5 separate regions of the Mus musculus genome follow, and all the other regions are linked to region 5. A link is a loop called in an ENCODE intact Hi-C map of the cell type or tissue named here. Cell type or tissue: left cerebral cortex. All regions are shown on one strand. Region 1 holds the start of Gm20346 (predicted gene, 20346). Region 2 has its middle 8.9 kb from the start of Gm39352. Region 3 has its middle 13 kb from the start of Spesp1. Region 4 has its middle 5.0 kb from the start of Spesp1. Region 5 overlaps Coro2b (coronin, actin binding protein, 2B).

Region 1 (4,000 bases), 130 kb after region 5:
GCATTTTACCGGTTCCCTGGATGATCTGGTAATATAGGTCATGTATGGGCCTTGGTCAACTACAGAACCTGCATTCTCTCCTGTCCACAGACTACCTTGGGAGGCTGACTCTGAGTCCTAAGTGATCCATCCACAGAACAGAGAGGTTGGCTATCTTTAAGGAACTTCAGGCAGGGTTAGGTGAGTGGCTCTAGGCAGTATTACTAGCATGGCTACATCCCAACACTGAGGTCCTGTCTATTCTATCCTGAGATTGTTTTTTCTTTCTACAGAAAGGCTAATGAAAAAACTACTTATATAAGACACCTAAATAACCACTAAGAATGGCTCCTGCTTGTCTTCTCATTACCGGAAACATCTAACAGTGCATACTGAATATTCCAAACCAGGGTCAGGCTCCCCCTTAAAATGCCTACCCACTCCACTTGTCTGTTTCACCTAACGCTCCACCAGGAAGCTATGCTTTGTTTCTGTGCCCTCAACACCAACAAACCCAAACCCACCCTCTTGCTAATAGGTGGCCTCACTCCAAAACTGGAGGAGAAAAAGTCCTTTCCCGTGGTGCTTCAGGGCAGTACAGAGGCTGAGTCTAACGGAGTTAGAATCCCAGTTCTGTACCGACCGGCGGTGATCTGGAGCTCTGACTCAATTTCCTTGCATTTAGTATAAGAATAACAACAGTACTTAACATAGTGCCCTTGTGAGGCTAAATTAACTGATGTCTGTAATCCACTTAGCAACATGCCAGACACAGTAAGGAGTTATGTGAGCATCTGCTATTATTGCTGGAGTTGTTATTTTAAACCTCCAAGGGGCCCTAAATTATTCCTCCCCACTCCCCAGTATCTGCGACTATATCAAGCACCTGCGAAGGGCCAACTCAAGCCAATAGTGACTTATTGATAAAAACAGAACTGTCCAGTCTTACAGGACACATGTACAAAACGTTGGATGTAGACTAAGGTAATCTGTCCCAGACCACAGGTTGGCAGGATCCTACCTCCTTGTAGCTGGTGAACTCAAGCCAGGGTCTGTGTGGCTTCAGAAGCCAGCCTCACCATGGAACCTTCAGATCAAAAACAAGCCTCAGCAGCTGCCAGTCACAAGAGTCAACTGATCACCCCATACCAAGGCCACATTCAGTTCTCTGCCCCCAATCCCCGCTTGGCTTGCATAAATTGGAGCAAACCGCCAGGCCACTCTCCTGAACCCAATTAGGCAGTAAGTCAACCTGGACGGAAAAAAAAAAATGCAACGCATTCCAGAGGTCAAAGTAGACTCCCGGCTCCGATAGCAGCCTTTGCCCGACACTTCCATGGAAGTTAGTCTCTACATGCAGACACCAGCCTACAGCCTGCGATGTGCCTAGCACACGCTTGAGTCCCACATCGGGGCCTGCATTAGGAACAAACTGCCCGAGTCTGAAGGCAATACAAAAGGACAGTTTACTTTTTTTTTTAAAGAAAAATCCTATTTCTCTTTCGGTTTAAGGTAGCGTTTACTATGTAGTTACCTACCTTCCCCGCCAAAACAAAAATGGGGGGCGGGGTGGGAGGCGCGGGGTGAGGAACTGGATAAAGAGCGAGAGAGCTCCCTCAGCCTGCAGAGTGCTGCGACACCCACCTGAAACTCGACCAACCTTTCTAGAGAGCCCAGCCCCGGAGGGCGTTTCCCCAGCGCATCCAACAACTCGTCCCTCCCGGGTAGAAGGCTGACGCCCTCGGCATTACAGAGGGCCACCAGATTAAAGAGCCTGAGCCCCTCCCGCCCTCTAGTTTCACCCCCACCCCCATACACCACCCAATCATTTCCGCTGAAGGCGCAAACACCAGCGCAATCGTTTCGCCTTCAAGGCCACCTTTCACTACGTGCCGAGCGCAGCAGGAGCCACGGCGGAAAGCCGAACGGGGGGGGGGGGGCAGGGAGTTGGGGCGGGGGCCGCTGGATAAGATAGACCGTCACCTTTTCGGGGCTACTACAGCTTCGGGATCCTTGGACCCTGGGTGGGAGCCCCTATAAGGCCGAATGCGAAAATGGGGTGGGGGTGTCCCAGGGGCCAGCTCCTCCAGCAGCCACCTCGCTAGAGGGCGGCCGTCGGGGCGATGGCGCAAGCTTCTCACCACCCCCACCCCCCAAGCGCGACAACAGCCACGGTGACAAAATGGCAGCTCGGCGCCCGACTGGCGAGCCACCGGCACACAGCCGGGGACTGCTGCCCCTGCACCCTAAGAATGCCAGGGCACCCTGGGGATAGGTCTCCCAATGGCCTAGTAGTGCAAATGGCGAGAGCAGACGGGCCTGTAGATCCTAGGAGGTCGAGGGTCCCCGGCACGCCGCGCCCTCTCCAGACCAGATCCTCAGGCCCGCGCCGAGGTTCGACTGTGCCTGTGTGCTCTCAGGCCCCCACCGCTGGGCGCCACGGTCCCCGCGGAGCCCGGTCCGCGGCCGCCGTGGGGGAGGGGTGGGCCTCCGGCGCCCCGGGAAACATGGCTGCTCGTCCTAGTACGGCGGCGTCGCGGCCACCAGTCCCCGAGATGCGACTTGGGAGAGAGGTTGCAGAAGGTGGGTGCGTGGGGGGGACTCTGGGGAGGGAGGTTCCCCGGAACGATCTGTTTTCCAAAAACGTTTATTTGAAAAAAGCAAAAACCCAGCAAAACAACAACAAAAAGCCAGTTCCTCCTCCCCCACCCCTTTTGTCCCTCTTTCGAGAGCTTTCTGCCCTCCCCTCCCCCATGCGCAGCAAGTGCCCCCTCCCCCGCCACCCGCGCGCCCCACCCCGCCATAAGCCCGGAGGCCGGCGAGTGGGCAGCAGACTCACGGCGAGGGGGCGAAGCGTGAGAAATCGCGCCCAGCCCAGAGCGCCCGCCCCTCCCCCAGCGCACACACTCGGGGAAGTTTAAAGAGCCGGTTCGACCCGCTTTCCGTTTCGCTCCGGGTCAGCTAGTACTGTGGACCGCTCGGTCGGGTCCGGCGCTGCTGCGCACCTACTCGCCGGGACCCTGAAGCCCCCCAACTACATATAGGGGTCTTCCGGGAAAGTACGCGGGAAGTCGCGTTCGGCCCCCTCCCCCCAGCACCACACCCAGTCCCTTCCACCCCCCGGGATCGGGCACCCTGGCTGGGTCGGGACGCCACCGGGCGAACCAGGCAGCCCCCGCGGCAAGTCCTGGTGCTAGGGGTGCCCCCTCCTTCCGCCCTGCGCGCCATAAGGCTGTAGCACGTCTCCAGTGCACAGCTGCGTGAGGATGGGCGGTCGGCAGAAAGGAGCTTGTTTTCAAAAGTCTTACTCAGGTTTAGAAGGAGGAATTAGGAGAAAAGAGGAAATGAGGCCTGCCTTTGTCAGGATTCGAGGGGTCAAGTGGCTGGAGGGGCGACAGGTCAGCACAACGTGCTACGCGAGCCCCCAACTCGCCCGAGCCCCAGACCCTCAGGCTAGACCCGAGATCTTTCCCGCCCGCGAGCTCCTGCTCCCTACTACCGAGCCTAGAGGGGAAGTTGGCTAGGGTTTCCACCGCAGACCCTAAGGTCTCTCGAATGGGTCAACTCGCAGACAACACGAGTGCGTGAAAGCGAGAGGGAGACAAAAATAAACAGTAGCTTTCGAGTCACCCACCAACCCTCACTTCCCCTTGCAGTGGGCTCGCGCCCAGCCTCCCTGTTCCCACCGGTGTAAGTTTCCTCCTGCCATACTCCCGCCGCTGCCCAATCCATAACGGCTACGGCCAGACGAACTGCCCATCCCAGAGCTGCGTGCCTGCCGTGCCCGCAAGAATGTAGACTGGGTCGGTCCCCACAGCGGCACTAGCTCTGGGCAGCTCGGGTTCTGATAAAGTTTCTCGTGCCCATTTATTAACCAAGCGCCGAATGGCTGCCAGGGAGCCCACCCCAGGAGAAGCAAGGACCGGGAAGGTGGGGTGTCTGCTGCCGATGAGGCGTCAGGGTGCCAAGGCTGGCATCTGGGGAGGGAGCCGGGGGCCAGAACGGGACGCAGCCTCCGGGC
Region 2 (4,000 bases), 80 kb before region 5:
AAAAAACAGAACAGAACAGAACAGAATATCTATGTGCAGAGATGAACATGGGGCAGTGTTTGTAGTTGCCAAAACTGAAACAACTTATTTAACAACAGGGCAACATTGAGGGTTATTATAGCTGCTTAGAGAAAAGAATATTATGAACCCCCAAAAAGAAGAGTCTGAGGTGGGCATGGTGGTGCATAGCTCTGTTCAGGGTCATCCTTGCTTAAACGGTGACTTTGAAGATGGCCTGCCATCTTGTCTTAACAAACAAGAGAGATTTGGAAAAAAACAAAAACCTGTAGTGAGTGGAGGATGCATCTACAATGTTGCATCCTTATATCACACAGTATTGATTTCAACCCTGACAACTGTAACAAAGCCACTGTCCAGTTGGTTCACCAGACAGGCGCTTTCAGCCAAGCCTGGGGAGGCGTCTGGGATGGAAACCACAGAATGCAAGGAGTTGACCTCTGACCTCCAAGATGTGAGTTCTTGCAGGATCCACACCCCCAAGAAATGAACAATAAAACCTTACCAAAAAACCTTAAAAAACAAGTTGTAGAAGGAAACCTCAACTCGCTCTCATTTCCAGGCTTTGGTGTTTTTGTCTTTTTTGTTTGTTTGTTTGTTTTTGTTTTGTTCCTTTGTGGTTTTTCCGAATTTTACCACATTTTCTACGATAAGCAGACAAACTTTCAACCTATAGAAAACAAATTTGGTTAACCAAAATATCCTTGTTGAAATCAGATGCCAGCCAGTAAACGGCAGGGCTGGGACCGAAAGCCAGGCCTGACTCCAAACTGCCACACCCCACACCCCAGTGACAAGAGTTGAGTGTCCAATGGAGACTCCCAGGCCCACCCCACTGGCGGGCAGAGGATCTGAACAGTGGGCAGCGTTTTCTACACCATCCAGTCTAGAGCAGGCTCAGCTGGCCCTCCCTTCCTCTGCAAGGGCGTCCACTCTCTCCCCAGGCCTAAGGCCAACCAACGACACCATCTCCAAAGACCCTGTCTCCAGAAGGTCCAGTGACACTGTTGTGGGTACCAGGGCAGAACTGTGTGCCTGTGCCAAAGGAGCTCTGCTGCCCGCATTGGCTTCAGCTCCACAGCACAGACCAATCACCCTCGGCCATCTGCCTGATTCTCCGGCCTCAGTCCCTGTCAGTGACAGAAAGGCCTGCGGCCAGCCCTGCGCCCTCCTCTGCTATCAGAACAACCTTCGAGCACTGTGGGGAAGGAAGCTACCCACCAAACAGAATGTCAGCTCTGCCCAGGACCTGGCACGCAGACACAGGGCAGACTCCATCAGGTGACTCACTCCTGGTGACTTCAGGCCTGCGATCTCCTCCCCTGGCCTGCAGGGGGCGGGGTGAGAGTGTCACGATCCAACCTGCCCACTGAGCAATAAAGGTGTTGGTGGAGGACAGCTGGTACCCCATCTTCTGCAGCTCCCACCTCTACGGGGCCAGAGAAGGCTCTGGAGGCAGGTGGATTTCCCACATGAGCAACCAGAGGGACCTAGAGAAGGAGTGGGCTCAGCTGAGGGAAACCTGCCTGTTTATTATAAAGCCATCAGAATACTAGAAGAGGCAGCTCTCATTCCCCCAAGCCTCTGTTGCTGAGGTGACCCATGGGGACATGGCCCCTTCTGCCACTTAGTAATGTACTCTTCTTCCCTACCCTGTCTGTCATCTTCAGTTTTGTTAGATAAACACCGACTGAGCGGGCTTTGTACAGAGTGCCTGCTTCAGGGGAAAAAAATATCCTTGCAGCAGATTTGCCCAGTTGCAGGAAGAGCCACAGCCTGGTTCCAGAATTAGAAACCTTGAAGTTTTTTGCTTTGAAAATTCTAGAGCTTTCTTACAGAATCTTCAGAGACCCCAGCAGTGTATGGGTAATTTGGAGAGCGCCAGCGGATTCAAGACCAGCTACTGGCCTGCCAAATCCCCGCATGCTCATGTGTGAAGATGCAAGGTCTGCATGTGGGGAGATGCTCCTAAGCCCTTCTGTCTGGTTCTTTCCCTCGGTTTGCAGTATCTGCAGGGACCTTTCAGGTTCTCATGGAAAACAGCAATAGTGGGACATCAATCCGTGCTCTGCACAAGGCTTTCCGACTCTGGAGTTGTAGTTCCAAGATATGTCCACCAGAGGGCGCACCGGCCACATTCTTCTGGATTTGGCGGCACCGGTCACCAGCACAAGAGCTAGGCTAGCACAGCTTCAAGGACTGTAGATCTGGAAGCGGGGGAATCAACTGAGATGTTGAGACAGAGAAGTTAGACTGTAAAAATTCTAACATAACTGAACCACACCTGTTGTATGGAAAGTTCTTGCACTAAAACAATTGCTCACTGTTCCCGTCTTTGAAATTCAAATATAACGAAACAGCCCGTGTTTTTATTTGATTACCTGGTAAGTGTACACTGAAGCCTGCTACAGACACAAGAAGGATACAATAAAAAGATAAATAAAAGTATTCCTCACAAATAATAACCGATATTTGTAAATGGCATTAAATTTAAAATTATTACAGAGACAAGAGAGACTGCTCTATCTTGATAAAAGGTCAATCTATCAGAAGATTTAATGACCGTATAAATGCAGGACAGCGGACCCCCCCCCCAATATAGGTAAATATTGACAAAAACCCAAGACATATCTACAATAGTTAAGAATAGTGATGTCTCATCATCAATAGCACATGGACCAGCTAAATGGAAGGTCAGTACAGAGACAGAGGTCTAAACAGCACTCACTCAACAGCAACTCAACTCGTGGTAAGCGTTCCATCAACGAAATTTTATCTCCATTGTGAGGTATTAATTAATTAATAAATTAAGAGGAGAGAAACCAATTTGACTGTAACTCGTGGAGGTGGGACCTTTGGGGGAAGATAAAGTTAATGGAGTCCTATAGCCAGAGGGAGCATTTGTCCGACGGTTGAATGGACGTGGCTATATAAAAAAAGGAACGGAGCTCTGAATTAGGACATGAAGGTCCTCTCACTGGGTGATGTCCTGCAGTGCTTTGTGACTGGTATGGCCCTCACCAGATACCACCAGGCTCTGAACTTCTCAGTGCTCCAATTTCTGAGCCAGATAAACCTTTTCTGTTCATAAACTACCCAGTCTGTAGTATTCTGTTACGGCAACAGCAAACAGACGATAAACCAGAAGTCCAGCTCCTCCCCATGCACACACAGGCAGTCTCCAGCGCAGGCCGTGTGCTAGGCAGCAAGACAAAGCTCGGGACATTTTAACAATTGAAACCATCCAAAAGCACATGTCTTTTTTACCACAATGAACTAGAACAAAAAAACAACATAAGAAAAAACAGGAGAATTCACAAATATATGGAAATTTAAACAATGCGTTCTTACATAACCGATGTGTTAATGAAAAAAAATCACTAGTGAAATGGGGCGGGGGAGGGAGTAAAATTCTGGAAACAAAACAAAAGCATAGAATAGTAAGACTTGCAGGATCCAGCAGGCCCTGTCCTCAGAGAGAGAGGCACTCACGGCCATCCGGGCCTGCATCCGCAGCCTCTCTCTCTGCAACCCTAAGCTACTACAAAGTGAGGTACTGACTAAAGTCAGAGGAATAGGGACGGAATGGCACAAACTAGAACAGAGATAAACAAATCAGGCAGGAAAAGCACCAGAGAAAACCCAGGAGCCCAAAGGCTGGTTCTCTGAGACCCAGTCACAGGACTGGCACACACGTAGTGAGAATGACCAAGGAGTAAGATGCACTGCTCCCCTGCTCTCACTGGACGTATGGCTAGTGGATTTGCCTATCCTAGCCTGCTTTGGGGGTCCCCCCTCCACCTCCAGCGCATTAGGATTGTAGGCCAGTTACCATTCCTATCCAGCTTTTACACGGGGGCTGGGAAACGGAACCCTGGTCCTCAAATGTGTGTGGCCAGTGCTTCGCCCTCTGAGCCATCTTCCCAGCCCTCTCTTTCTGAATTTTTACTTTTTACTTTTGGTTTGTTTGATTTGTTGATTT
Region 3 (4,000 bases), 180 kb after region 5:
CATCAAGACCAATAGCTAGACTCGTCTGAATTCCAGCTCCCCCATCTGTTTGTTGCTAGGTGATAGCTGTTTCACTGGGTGATAGCTTTGGGCTCTGGATCACAATATCCCAAAGCATGGTGTTTATGGGTGCTGAGTACTTCGAACTAAAGCCATTGGAAAGCCTCAGACACAGCTCCAAGTAAAGGCTGCTCTGACTGTCTCCCATCCTCCTGCTAAAAGTGGATGGCAGAAACAAGAAGTTACAGGAACTGCAAACCAAGCCGTAAAACCCATTCCTTCTCCTTCGAGGATCCTCATTCCAGACAACCCTGCCCCAACCCCAGGCAGAGCCGATCTGAACAGACAGGCTGGGTCCCTGTATGAGTGTCACTCTGGCCCCGTTGTCTGATCACATTTCCAGAGTTACCTTGCTGAACCTAAATGAAGAGGGACTTTCCCCTAAATTTTTGGGTCTTTATTTCTGAAGGCTTCTGTGATTTCTATTGGATTCTGTGAAATTGATTTGCTAGGCTTTGGTTTTGTTTTTTGTTTTTTTTTTTTTGTTGTTGTTGTTGGTTTTTGCTTTTGTTTTTTTGTTTTGTTTTGGTTTTTTTTTTTTTTTTTTTTTTTTTTTGTGATTGGCTCCTTCTATGTCTCGTGGCCTGGCTTAGAATTTCCTATGCAGCCTTTACTGGCTTCAAACTAAAGCCCTGTCTTACCCTCACTATGCACGGATGACACCCTGTTAAGTTCAGCCTGCCTTGTTACTAAAGAGGAAAATCATGAGAATGTGAGGGCAGACGGCTTAGCAAAAGCTTGCACCTTCTTGCACCTTCCTTAGGCCAGTAAAGTGGACTACTAAAGTTGACCCATGTCCTTGAAAACAGATCTACTTCACAGGTGACAACTGAGTGGTGACCTCCCTTGCATTTTAAACCTTGGAGGTTGGGCCGAGGATGAGCATTATCTAGGAATAGTTGAGCAGAAAGGTAGTCACAGTCTCCCGTATCCCCTGCCCTAAGACAGCGGAGATGGCCCTGCCTGCTTTGTTCCCTCCTAGCTGAGCCTTCCTCAAGTCCAAGCAGAACAACCGGTCTCAGCATCTTTCAATCAGGAGGGATTAAAAACTCATGTACAGTCTACTGGAGGTGCCCTACACCTTTAGTTCCAGCAATTATAGCAGAGGCTGGCAGTATTCTATGAGGCTAACCTGACCTTCAAAATGAGTTCTAGGTCAGCCAAGATCCTGACTCAAAAAAAAAAAAAAAAAAAAAAAAAAAAAGAAAACCAAACCAAAAACAACCCTCCCAAACCAACTAAAACAACCAACCAACCAAAAGACAAAAAACCCCATCCTCAGCCTGACTACAAACGGTGAGCTTTAACTGAAGTCAGCAGAGATGTGCTTTCCAGATGCTCCAGACAGAAGCTGATCCCTGTTAGAGGATGCAGACTGCTCTTCATTTCCTACTCAGAGTCACCATGATCTCTGAGGCAGTAGCTATGCACGTGCAAGTCCTTCAAATAAAACACATGGAAGAAAAACAGAAAACTGTCCCTGAAGATAGGAACGAATGACTGAAAATCTATCTGTACGTGGACTTGAGCATCTTCCTGACCTGTTTGTGTTGTTTGGTGCCCCCTAGTGGGCTGTGGTAAGCCTGCCTTGAAAAATCAGTCTGCAGCCTTAGACTCTGAGGGCACCAGAATCTCTCAGAGGGACTAGGACAGGGGAAGACACAACACAGCATGTCTGTTAGCATTGTTTAAGAAAAAGAAAACACAGCCGAAGAGCCCCTCGCGGAAACACCATGGTCCACCTCACAACCTTTTTCTGCAAAACTTACCATGGAGGCCACCCAAACCATATGCCTTGCTTTGGGTGGCTGTACCAACTGGCCTTTTTACCGCATTGCGGCTGTTCACAACAGGTGTCCCGGGGATGGCCGTTTCGGGGAGCAGTTGGCCTCCTAAGATCCACTGCCCAACAACAACGGAGAAAAACTTCATACCCTCACCCTGGACCGGATCTGGCATTGGATTGGCTGTGGGACTCACCTGTCTGAGCCTATGGAGAATCTTCGGGGTCTTTCTGGCTTTTCCCCCCTTACATCCGATGATGTTCACTGTTGCTGAGAGACCACAGAGGAAGAGAGCATTCGAAGTCCTCTTAGCGTCTCAGAAAGCAGAATTGGAGCCCAACAAGACAGAAGCAAGCCGACTTCAGCGAATACAGCGCTGGCTGCGAGGTCAAAGGGCCTGTAAAACGTGTACATAGAGTTTTGTGTTGGGTTTGAAGATCAATGAGTGGAGTTTTTCTTAAAAAAAAAGAAAGAAAAGAAAAGAGATGGGAAGAATAAAAGGAGACAAGAAAAAGGAGCTACAGAGCCCGTTTTAGTGGGCAGCTAAGGCTGAAAGGCACAGTTGAAGGGAGTTCTTTCAGGATTTGCTGGGTGTGATAGCACAGGCTGTGACCTGGGAAGTGCAGACAGGAGGGTCAGGAGGTCAAGGGCACACAGGCTCTGTGTGAGTTAGAGAACTTCCACGATTACATGCAATCCTGTCTTCAAAAATAATTACGAATGAATGGATCCTCTTTACTAGACTCTCTTCACAAATATCACAAATACCAAGCGCTGGGAGAGGAGGTGACAAGAAGACCCAGTCCCCTGTGTCCCCATCCTCAGGTGAATTATGGATGTTAAATAAACATATTTGGAGGAGTTCACTTTTTTTAAAAAAGATTTGTTTATTATTATATGTAAGTACACTGTAGCTGTCTTTAGACACACCAGAAGAGGGCGTCAGATCTCATTAGGGATGGCTGTGAGCCACCATGTGGTTGCTGGGATTTGAACTCAGGACCTTTGTAAGAGCAGTCAGTGCTCTTAACTGCTGAGCCATCTCACCAGCCCAGGAGTTCATTTTTTAAAAGCATTAACATCTATCATCTATCTGTCTGTCATCTGTGTATATGGAGGTCATAGGGGAGGCAATTCGTGAAAGTCAGCTCTCTCCTCCCACCATGTGGGTTCCAGGGACTGAACTCAGGTCCTCAGGCTCCGTGCCAAGCACCTTACTGGCTAAGCCATTGACCCATCTCAGAGTTCAGCTTTAAAATGAGTACCGAGTGAGTTGTGTTCGCTAAGACTGGGCTGGTATTCTATAACAGCTGACTAATTACTCCAGTCCCTGTTGCCTTAGGAGAAGAGGACCATGGAGCTGGAGGCAAGCTGTTCTGATGGGACACTTGTGTCCTGCCAGAGAGAACTTGGAAATCCCTGAATTGCTGACGACATTACACTGCTAAGTACACTGGGATAGCATAAAAAAAATCATGAAAATAGTAAAGTGTGGACTCTAAGGACAGTAAAATGTGAGGGAGGCCAGGGAGGGAGGCCAGGAGAGGCACGGACAAACCATGGAATACCATAATGAGCAAAAAGGTGTGTGTCTGGGAGCTAGGGAGGTGGCTCTGCCAGTAAAGATGCTTCCTGTGAGATCACCGACAGCCTGGGTTTCAGAGTCCAGCACTGATGTAAAAAGCCAGGCATGGCGGTGTGCACCTGTGACCGCCGTGCTGGGGAAGAGGAGACCGGTGGAATCCTGGAACTTGCTGGCCAACCAGTTTGGACAATCAGTGAGTTCAGTGAGAGACCCTGTCTCAAAGAGATAAGATGGAGAGCAACTGAGGAAGATATCTGATGTCAACCCCTGGCCTTCTCCTTCCACCATGCACACACACAATATTTTAAAAGATCCTTTTACATTTTAGTGTGTGTGTGTGTGTGTGTGTGTGTGTGTGTGTGTGTCCGTGTCCCCAGAAAAGGTCATTAGATCCCCTGGAGCTAAAGTTACCAGACTCAAGTCCTCTGAACGTGGGTCCTCTGCAAGAGTAGCACCCACTCTTGACCTGGTGTTGTTTTGTTTCTTATCGCACAGATGGGCAGAGGTGGATAATTAGTGATAATGTATAGCGATTCTTCTGTCTTCCTGAGCAAGTTCACGGGGAAGTTTG
Region 4 (4,000 bases), 180 kb after region 5:
ATGTGGTTGCTGGGATTTGAACTTCAGACCTTCAGAAGAGCAGTCGGGTGCTCTTACCCACTGAGCCATCTCACCAGCCCTGTTTGGTTTTTTTTTGTTTTTTTGTTTTTTTGTTTTTTTGTTTTTATACCTTTCTCAATTACTGATGTTTCAAGCTGGTAAAGAGTTTATACGTGGTTACTGGAGTTGTGAGTAAATGGCCTGATTAGCTGTTTGTTCTGTATATGATAAACTCCCGTTTCTCTAATGTGTCTAGCAATGAGTCTATTCTGGCCAATTCAAAGGCCAAAAAAATCTTATATTAGCACATGTCAAGGTGCAACTACTGGTGGAGATAGGAGCTGATGAGTAACTAGAGTTCATAAGGACTTAACTAGCTGAACTGATTCCCTCCACCAACAGCACCACACTTACAGCCCCACTGAAAGTCATTCTGTGTGTGTGTAGGTGCATATGTGTGTGTGTTTGTATTCCTCTGTGTGTGTGTGTGTGTGTGTGTGTTTGTGTGTGTGTGTAGGTGCACATGTGTGTGAAAAACAAGGTCAGTCTCAGCTGTTATTCCCCAGGAGCCATGCACCTCTCTTTTTAAGACAGGCACTCTCATTGAGACCCGGACCTTGATGGCTAGGCTAAGCTGGCTGCCCAGAGAGCTACCTGTTCTCACCTCCCCAGTGCTGAGGTGACAAATGCACAATACCATGCTCATGTGGCTGCTGGGGACTGGACTCATGTCCTTATGCCTGAGCTGTAAGCACTTTGCTGACTGAGTCATCCTCACAGCTCTGAAACCCTGTTTTATATAAAATTATCTTCCATTTGATTTGGTGGCACCTGCCAGAAAATTCCATATAATCTTTAACACTTCATACTTATAGAGCTTGAACTTAGTCAGGCATACAAAAAAGCCTGTGGGGCAGCAAAACACACACACCAACACACACACCAGAGAGAGAAAGAGGTCTTATCTGTGTGTATTTTATTCTTCAGAAGTTAAATGAGTTTCTAACTGAACTTGTGTTGAGGACTCCTTTGAAATTCATCCAGGTGGGGAGCTTCGTGGAGACTTACAACACATCTTTGGGTCACCAGCTTCACCCTTAGACTGTCATGAGGTCTGACACTAACAGCCACAATGTCAGAGTCTTCCTGGATGGAGCTAAAAGTATGCCAAGGACCACATGCTTGCAACTCCTTTCAGCTACACCCATCCTCTTTACAGTTTATTAAAATCATTCCACGGGGCCAGAGAACTAGCTCGGTTAAGGCTGGAGAGTTGGCTCAGTGCTTGACATCTGGGGAGCTGGCTCAGTGGTGAAAAGCACTGGCTGACCTTACAAAGGAGAGGATTCAAGCTCAGTTCCCAGCAGGCTTGCCATCATCTGCAACTTCGGTTCTAGAGGATCCAGTGCCTTCCTCTGCCCTTTTCTGACATACAAATACACGCAGGCAAAGTAGCTATACACATAACATTAAATGAATCTCTTTAAAGCAAACAAAAATGTTCCACAGAGACAATTTCAAGTCCTCTATAGTAAGTAAAGGAAGAAAACAAAACCCCCATTTGCCTAACTAGGTGTCAGAACCTGGCAAAACAGGGCATTTTCCAGAGGCAGCCTAGCACTCTATTGTGCCCCAAGATGGGTGTGGTTTTGTAAGCTGATTTCAGTCCTGGCCTGTGTGCAGAGCGGCTGCACTGGAACCGGAGACAAGGACAGCATTCCTCAAACCAGCCTACAGCGGGGAAAATACTTTCAACATGCAGAGACCTGTTAAATTATTCTTATTGAATTGTTTAAAATATTGCTGTGTGATATTTGTTGTATTTAGAATGGGAAGCATGAAAACTAAATGCACAATAAATAGCAAAGCATTTATTGCTACAGTGTAGCAAAATTAAAGGCCAGTTTCTAGATTCTCAGCAGCAGGTGCTCAGAAGTTAGCAGGCAACTCCCGTCCACTCATTAGTGAGGCTCTGCTGCCCTCATGTGGTGAAATTACTTCTCTGCCAGAACCTGTGATTGTCCTAGAGAGCATCTTTTGTCTTCCTCTCAGGCTGAACTCATCCCTCAAGCAAATTTTTCTGCCTCAGCTTTCTATGAAGTTATAGGGATGAGACACTAGACATTACATATATCTTAGAGAGAGTGTCTTTAAAAGTATTATTAGGGTGGTTGAGTGGATGGATGGAAGGATGAATGGAGACATGGATGGCTCCATGGATAAAACACTCTTCAAGCATGAGGGCCTGAGTTTGAAACCCCAGCTCACATAAAAAGCCAGGCATGGGCTGGAGAGATGGCTCAGTGGTTAGAGCACTCACTGCTCTTCCAAAGGTCCTGAGTTCAATTCCCAGCAGCCACATGGTGGCTAACAACCACCTGTAATGCAATCTGACATCCTTTTCTAGAGTGTCTGAAGACAGCTACAGTGTACTCACATATAATTAAAATAAATAAATCTTAAAAAAAAAAAAAAAGAAAAAAAATCCAGGCATGGCTGCATATGGCTGTACCTTCAGAACTGGGAGGAAGAGCCAGGCTAGACCAATGAGCTTCCAGTTTAGTGAGAGACTCGGTCTCAAAAGCAATTCAGCAGAGAATGATAGAGGAAGATATGCTATTCTGGTTAGTTTTGGTCAGCTTGACATAAACTTGGGTCCACTGGAAAGAGGGAATCTCAAATGAAGAACTGTCTCTATCAGATTTTCTGTGGGCATCTCTATGGGACAGCTTCTTGGGGCAGCCTATTATGGGTGGTGCTATCTCATGGTAGATGGTCCTGGGTTGTATAAGAAAGCAGGCTAAGCCACGATGAGCAAGACAGTGAGCAGCCTTTCCCCATGGCTTCTGTTTCAGTTCCTGGCCTGAGTTCTTGCTATATCTTTTTTCAAGAATGGGTGGTAATTTGAAAGCCAAATAAACCCTTTCCTCTCCAAGTTGCTTTCAGCCAATGTTTTATCACAGTAACAGAAAGCAAGCTAGGTCTCCTGCTGTGGCCTCCAGATGGTGAACCTCACACTCACACTCACACTCACACTCACAGGTGTGCTGCACACATACAAGAAGGTGAGGGAGGGAGAGGGAGCTCACTCAATCATGTGCACATTCATTTTTAAAAAAGGGTTTATTTTTATTTTCACTTATGTGTGTGTGTGTGGGTATGTGTACATGCTCTGTGGGTGTTTGCAGAGCTCACAGATCACCTGGAGCTGGAGTTACAGCTGATTGTGAGCCTCCCGATGTGGGTGCCAGGGCCTCAGGAAGAACAGGAAGTGCTCTTAACTCCTGAGCCACAGATGCATTCATTCTGTAAGTACTAAGATTGACTTATCTTTCCAAGCACCGGACCAAGCAAGGGGTGGAAGTGACATTTGATGTAAGGGTGTGAAAGATGCATTGCTACTGAGTAGGCAAAGGCTCCAGTGTGACCTTCTCAGCTCACTTATAGCCCGGAGAACACGGGGTGGTCACTGGGCAGTGTGTGATGAAGGACTTCCTGAGTGTGCATCTTCGTCTAGAGAGACACGTGTGTGTCTGGCTAACCAGATTTACCCCAATCTACTGGACTGAGAGAAGGAATAAGTGCAATACATACAAACTTTGGATGAGCTATGTCCATCTAAAGATGGTGTCTACGGAAAATCTTAGGCTGAGACAGCAGAAGAGAGTAGATAGAACCTTTCCTGGCTCACTGAAAACCAAAATAGAATGTTTTAGCACACTCCACGCCTATGTGTATCTTCTATTTTCATATGTGTGTGCCCGTAAGTGTGTGTGCATGTGTGCATTTGAATACATGTGTGCTCCTGCACATGGAGACCACGTGTCAGTCTCCACCTTACTTACTGAGACAGGGTTGCTCACCGAGCTGTCTGGTTTGTCTAGACTGGCTGGCTAGCAAGCTCCAGGGATCCTCCTGTCCCCACTTCCCCACTTCTGGGGTTATAGTTACTGACACCAGGTGGTGACACCTGGCTTTCTACATGTATACAGAGGATCAG
Region 5 (4,000 bases):
TCGAACTTGGGTCACTATGCTTGGGAAGCAAGCACTTTACTGACTGAGCCTTCTCTCTAATCCTGTCTCTCTTCTGCCTGTTTGAAACTGGGGCTTACTATGTAGCCCTGCCTGACCTCAAGCTTGCTCAGACTCTGCCTCTGCCTCCAGAATGCCAGGATTACAGACATGAGCCACCATGTGTGGCTAGTTTGTCTTCTTATTTACAAACCAGAAGCCAATAAATCCTACCTCCCAGGGGTTTGGGGGTGATCACCATGCACCCGTTGAGGATTCTCATGGGTCCAGGGGCTGTTGGAATCTGGTTAGTTCTCACCAGATAGTCACCACAACCCTATTTTACAGGTGAGAAAACTGAGGCACAGAGAACTTGCTTGGACCGCTGACCCTAAGTCACCCACTCAGAAAGTGAGAAGGCCAGAATAGAGCAGGTGATTTGAGCCAGCTAGCTAGCATAGTACCTGACACTCAGTGAGCCCCCATCTGAGAGCTGGCCTGCACCATCTGTCACTCCAAACGTCCATCTGCAGACACAGGCCTGCCAGTGGGGAGAGGCCAGGGAAGTCCAAGAGAGCAGAGAACCTTCTGGACCTTGGCAAGCCAGGCAAGAGACAAACAAGAATGAAAACATCTGCTATGACTATTTCCAACCGTAGCCACTGCGGGAAGAGGGGAAGGGTTATGAGGTGAGTGGGTCAGGGAGGCTTCCAGAAGCTTGCCACACAAAGGTGCCAGTCTTGCAGCAGTATGAGAATGTCTTGGCAAGAGAGACAGGCCCATAGAGGCGGAGCCCCAAAGGGGGAGCATGCGCAGTACGTACGTAAGGCAGGCAGCGGCTAAGAGATCCGCTAAGCCTTTGAATTTTCTTCTGTGAGCCATAAGAAGCCACTCGAGACTTTCAAGTTCAAGTTGGCATCTTACTTGAGCTAAGCGGGGAAAACAATATGATAATCCGACTCTCGGATTTTGAGTAGGACAGTTAGTTCCTCCGTGGACCCTCAACTGAGGCGAAGTAGCTCAAGGCCTTTGTCTCTCGGGTCATAGCTGCATGGGGTTTTGCTGTTGCTGTGACTGGGTCTCCGGTAGTCCATGCTGGCTTTGAATCCCTATACAGCCAAGGATTACCTGGAACTTCTGATCCTCTCGCCTCTACCTCCGTAGAGTGGGAATGGGCATACACTACACCACCACATCCATTCTACTTGGATCTCGGAGTTAAGCCCAGGGCTTCGTGAATGCTAGGCCTGTACGCTTGCCAACTAAGCTACACCGCACGAACCTTAACCTTTAAACTTACGGGGGCCTCTTTGCTTCCCTGCAGATGCAGGCTTCCTAGTGGGAGGCACCTGTGCCCACTCTGGCCCGGGCAGATCAGAAAATAGGTATCGGGCAGGAGTGTGGTAGATAGCCTGAGAAGGAGAGGTGTCGAGCCACTCTTCTCTCTGAGAGAAATGCGTACTTTACGTAAACTCAGACGGGGCCACACCAGGGAACCATCAAGGTGAATCCATTCCTGTGACTGTCCTGACCCTGGACCCCAGTTTCCTGAAGAGCAGTCTGTGAGGGCTGCCTCTGCGTGAGCTGTGACGTGTGCCTCTGGGCTTGAAAAAGAAAGAAATTTGAATTTACTGGAGAGAGATCACTCCAAGAGCAGGTTTGGGCTTAACAGAGAACCCCCTGACAGTTTCCAGGTAATGACGATTCTTTTTTTTTTTTTTTTAAGAGCCACCAAGATGGCTCAGCAGGGAAAGAAGCCTGCACCAAGCCTGACAACCTGCATTCAATTAGTGAGACTCACACGGTAGAAGGAAAAACCTACTCCTGAAAGTTGTCTTTTGAGCACCTGTCTTGGAAAGGGCTGGGCTGCAGCCTGTCTGCAACTTAGAGCAGTGCAGCCATCCCCCTCTGCTGGTGAAATTGGGGTAGCACAGGCTCCTTGTTGCAATGGTGACCTCCCCTGAGTGTGTGCCCTCTGTCAATCAGGGGACTGCCCTGCCCCTCCTGTGACCAGGTGCTACAGACTGTCAGTTCTGCTAGCACCCACCTGGGAAGTAATAAGAGCACTTAAGAGGCAGAGGCAGGAGGATCTCATGTTCAAGGCCAGCCTGGGAGAGAGGGGCTAGGAAGATAGCGTGGGAGGTAAAGAGCTTGCTGTACTACTATGAGGACCCGAGTTTGCTACCTCGGCATCTGTGTAAGACTAGAGGTGAAAGCGTGGTCTGTAATGCTAGTACCCCTACAGCAGGCAGGAGAATCCCTGGAAGCCTGCAGGTGGGCTAGCCTCGATTTCACACTGAAGAACAAGAAGGGGCTGGAGAGATGCCTTGGTGGTTAAAATGGAGAGATAGCCCAGCGGTTAAGAATATGTGCTGCTTTTGCAAAGCAACTGCGTTTGGTTCCCAACACTTGCAACCACTATGTCTCCAACTTCAGGGCATCTGACACACTTTTCTGGCCTCCACAGGCACCCGAGTAAAAAATAAATCTTATAGCAAACAAAAAGGCACTGGGTGTTGTGGCACATGCTCTCCAAGCAAGTGCGTCTCTGCGAGCGCCGAGACGAGCGCCAAGACGTCCTGTGGTGGTTTGAATGAGATAGCCAGAGCAAGTCTTGAGCATTTAAATTATTTGATCTCCAGTTGGTGGCTGTCTGGGGAGGCTTAGGAGACATGGGCTTGCTAGAGGAAGTATGCCGCTGAGGACAGGCTTTGAGGCTTTAAAAGACTCTCGGCTTTTGCCACTTCCAGTTCTCTCTGCCTCCTGCTTTGAGGAGACAGTGAGCTCTCAGCTGTCCCTGGTGCCATGCCTTGGCTCCACCATCATGAATGCTAACCTTCTAAAGCTGAAAGCCCATTTAAGTTGCTCTCTTTTATAAGTTGCCTTGGTCATAGTGGTTTTCCCACAGCAATAGAAACCAATATACATAGCAAGACCTTGTCTAAAACAACAAACAAAAGGGGAGTCCCTGCCTCAAACAACATGGAAGGTGGAGACCTCCAACCTCCACACACGCACTGTGGCACGCATACACCGCCTCTCAAGCTCGCGCCTCCCATTGTGCCTGCCTTAGCAGCAGGGCAGAGAGCTTAAAGAATAGGTCCCGGTGCTCGGGTTTCTGGCATCAGCTGACTAGAGTCCTTTTTACAAGGTTAGGCGTGGAGGCGAACCTGCCCCTCCCATTCGATCTAGTCTGCCCCAGGCTGAAATGCTGTATTGCTCTTAGTTCTCTGAGCCGTGCTGTAATTGGGAAATAGAGCAGAAGATAATGTGGAGAAGGCAGGCATCCTGGCAGGACGCTGCTGGTCTAGCAGGGCCTGGGGAATGTGTATCCCTCCCCCCCTGCAGCATCTTCCGAATCCTTCTTCTGTCACTGTTTCTAGATTCTATCAGCCAGTCTTGGACCTCTGTGCCCTTCACCCTTCCATGGGGAGGCCACTAGACCTCCATCACTTCCACGAGCTCCTTCCCGACAGAGCAGAGTTTCCAGGGATCTGGAAGGACCTGGGGACTTGGAGGAAGTGAAGTCCCAGGTTCTAGTCTTAGCTCCACCATTTCCTTACAATGTGACCTTGAGCAGATCCCCTCACCCTTTGGAGCCTCAGTTCTTCTATCCCTAAAGTTAGGGAGATGACACCTCCCTCAAGGGGATGATTAGACCAAATAAGGTGTGTAAGCTTGTTTGCAAACCTTACATGCAAGATGGCTGGTGGGGTAATGAAGTTATGTTCTCCAAGCACCTTGACTTTGAACTCTGCCTCTCTCCTGTGACCTTGGGCAAGTCCTGTGTAAAACAGCAAAGGGGGGGGGGAGGTAGAAAGAAGGCTCAGGACTTCACAGTGCTCTCCAGCACATCAGACGGCTCACGGTTGCCTGTGACTCCAGCTCTCCAACTTCAAGGCATCAGATGCCTTCTTTTGACTTCTATGGGTACCTTCATTCACAACACACACCAAAAAAAGTGCATATATATATATATATATATATATATATATATATATAT

The links. A loop is a pair of places that touch in the nucleus more often than their neighbours do. Peaks named below come from ENCODE experiments on the same cell type or tissue, not always from the same donor. Only the 100,000 strongest peaks of a DNase experiment are listed, where the experiment ranks them.
Region 1: it touches region 5 in a loop (2.5-fold over the local background); 2 of 42 quality-filtered maps call a loop at or near these places.
Region 2: a loop joins it to region 5, with 7 times the contacts of the local background. A loop is called at or near these places in 39 of 42 quality-filtered maps.
Region 3: it touches region 5 in a loop (4-fold over the local background); 24 of 42 quality-filtered maps call a loop at or near these places.
Region 4: a loop joins it to region 5, with 3 times the contacts of the local background. A loop is called at or near these places in 23 of 42 quality-filtered maps.

What each region holds. Positions count from the first base shown.
Region 1 is chr9:62,342,511-62,346,510 of GRCm38, reverse strand. The region is part of intron 1 of Anp32a (acidic (leucine-rich) nuclear phosphoprotein 32 family, member A); the gene reads right to left. It overlaps Gm20346 (predicted gene, 20346), which reads left to right and starts at 1,864. Exons shown (of 2, transcript NM_001378702.1): 1 at 1,864-2,562. The coding sequence starts at 2,103. In left cerebral cortex, a CTCF peak has its summit at 1,508; DNase peaks (open chromatin) are centred at 2,825, 3,245, 3,618, 3,939 and 3 more places; H3K4me3 peaks cover 4,000 bases; H3K27ac peaks cover 3,745 bases.
Region 2 is chr9:62,548,156-62,552,155 of GRCm38, reverse strand. No RefSeq gene overlaps it. Among named protein-coding and RNA genes, the nearest start is that of Gm39352, 8.9 kb to the right of the region's middle. In left cerebral cortex, CTCF peaks have their summits at 1,337 (motif pointing right) and 2,129 (motif pointing right); DNase peaks (open chromatin) are centred at 1,391 and 2,141; H3K27ac peaks cover 930 bases.
Region 3 is chr9:62,292,827-62,296,826 of GRCm38, reverse strand. It overlaps the pseudogene Gm51258. Among named protein-coding and RNA genes, the nearest start is that of Spesp1, 13 kb to the right of the region's middle. In left cerebral cortex, a CTCF peak has its summit at 1,621 (motif pointing left); DNase peaks (open chromatin) are centred at 51 and 1,624.
Region 4 is chr9:62,285,133-62,289,132 of GRCm38, reverse strand. No RefSeq gene overlaps it. Among named protein-coding and RNA genes, the nearest start is that of Spesp1, 5.0 kb to the right of the region's middle. In left cerebral cortex, a CTCF peak has its summit at 1,985 (motif pointing left); DNase peaks (open chromatin) are centred at 1,980, 3,169 and 3,961; H3K27ac peaks cover 1,209 bases.
Region 5 is chr9:62,468,508-62,472,507 of GRCm38, reverse strand. All of the region lies in intron 2 of Coro2b (coronin, actin binding protein, 2B), which reads left to right. Among named protein-coding and RNA genes, the nearest start is that of Gm40523, 55 kb to the right of the region's middle. In left cerebral cortex, a CTCF peak has its summit at 1,908 (motif pointing left); DNase peaks (open chromatin) are centred at 1,902 and 3,183; H3K27ac peaks cover 1,906 bases.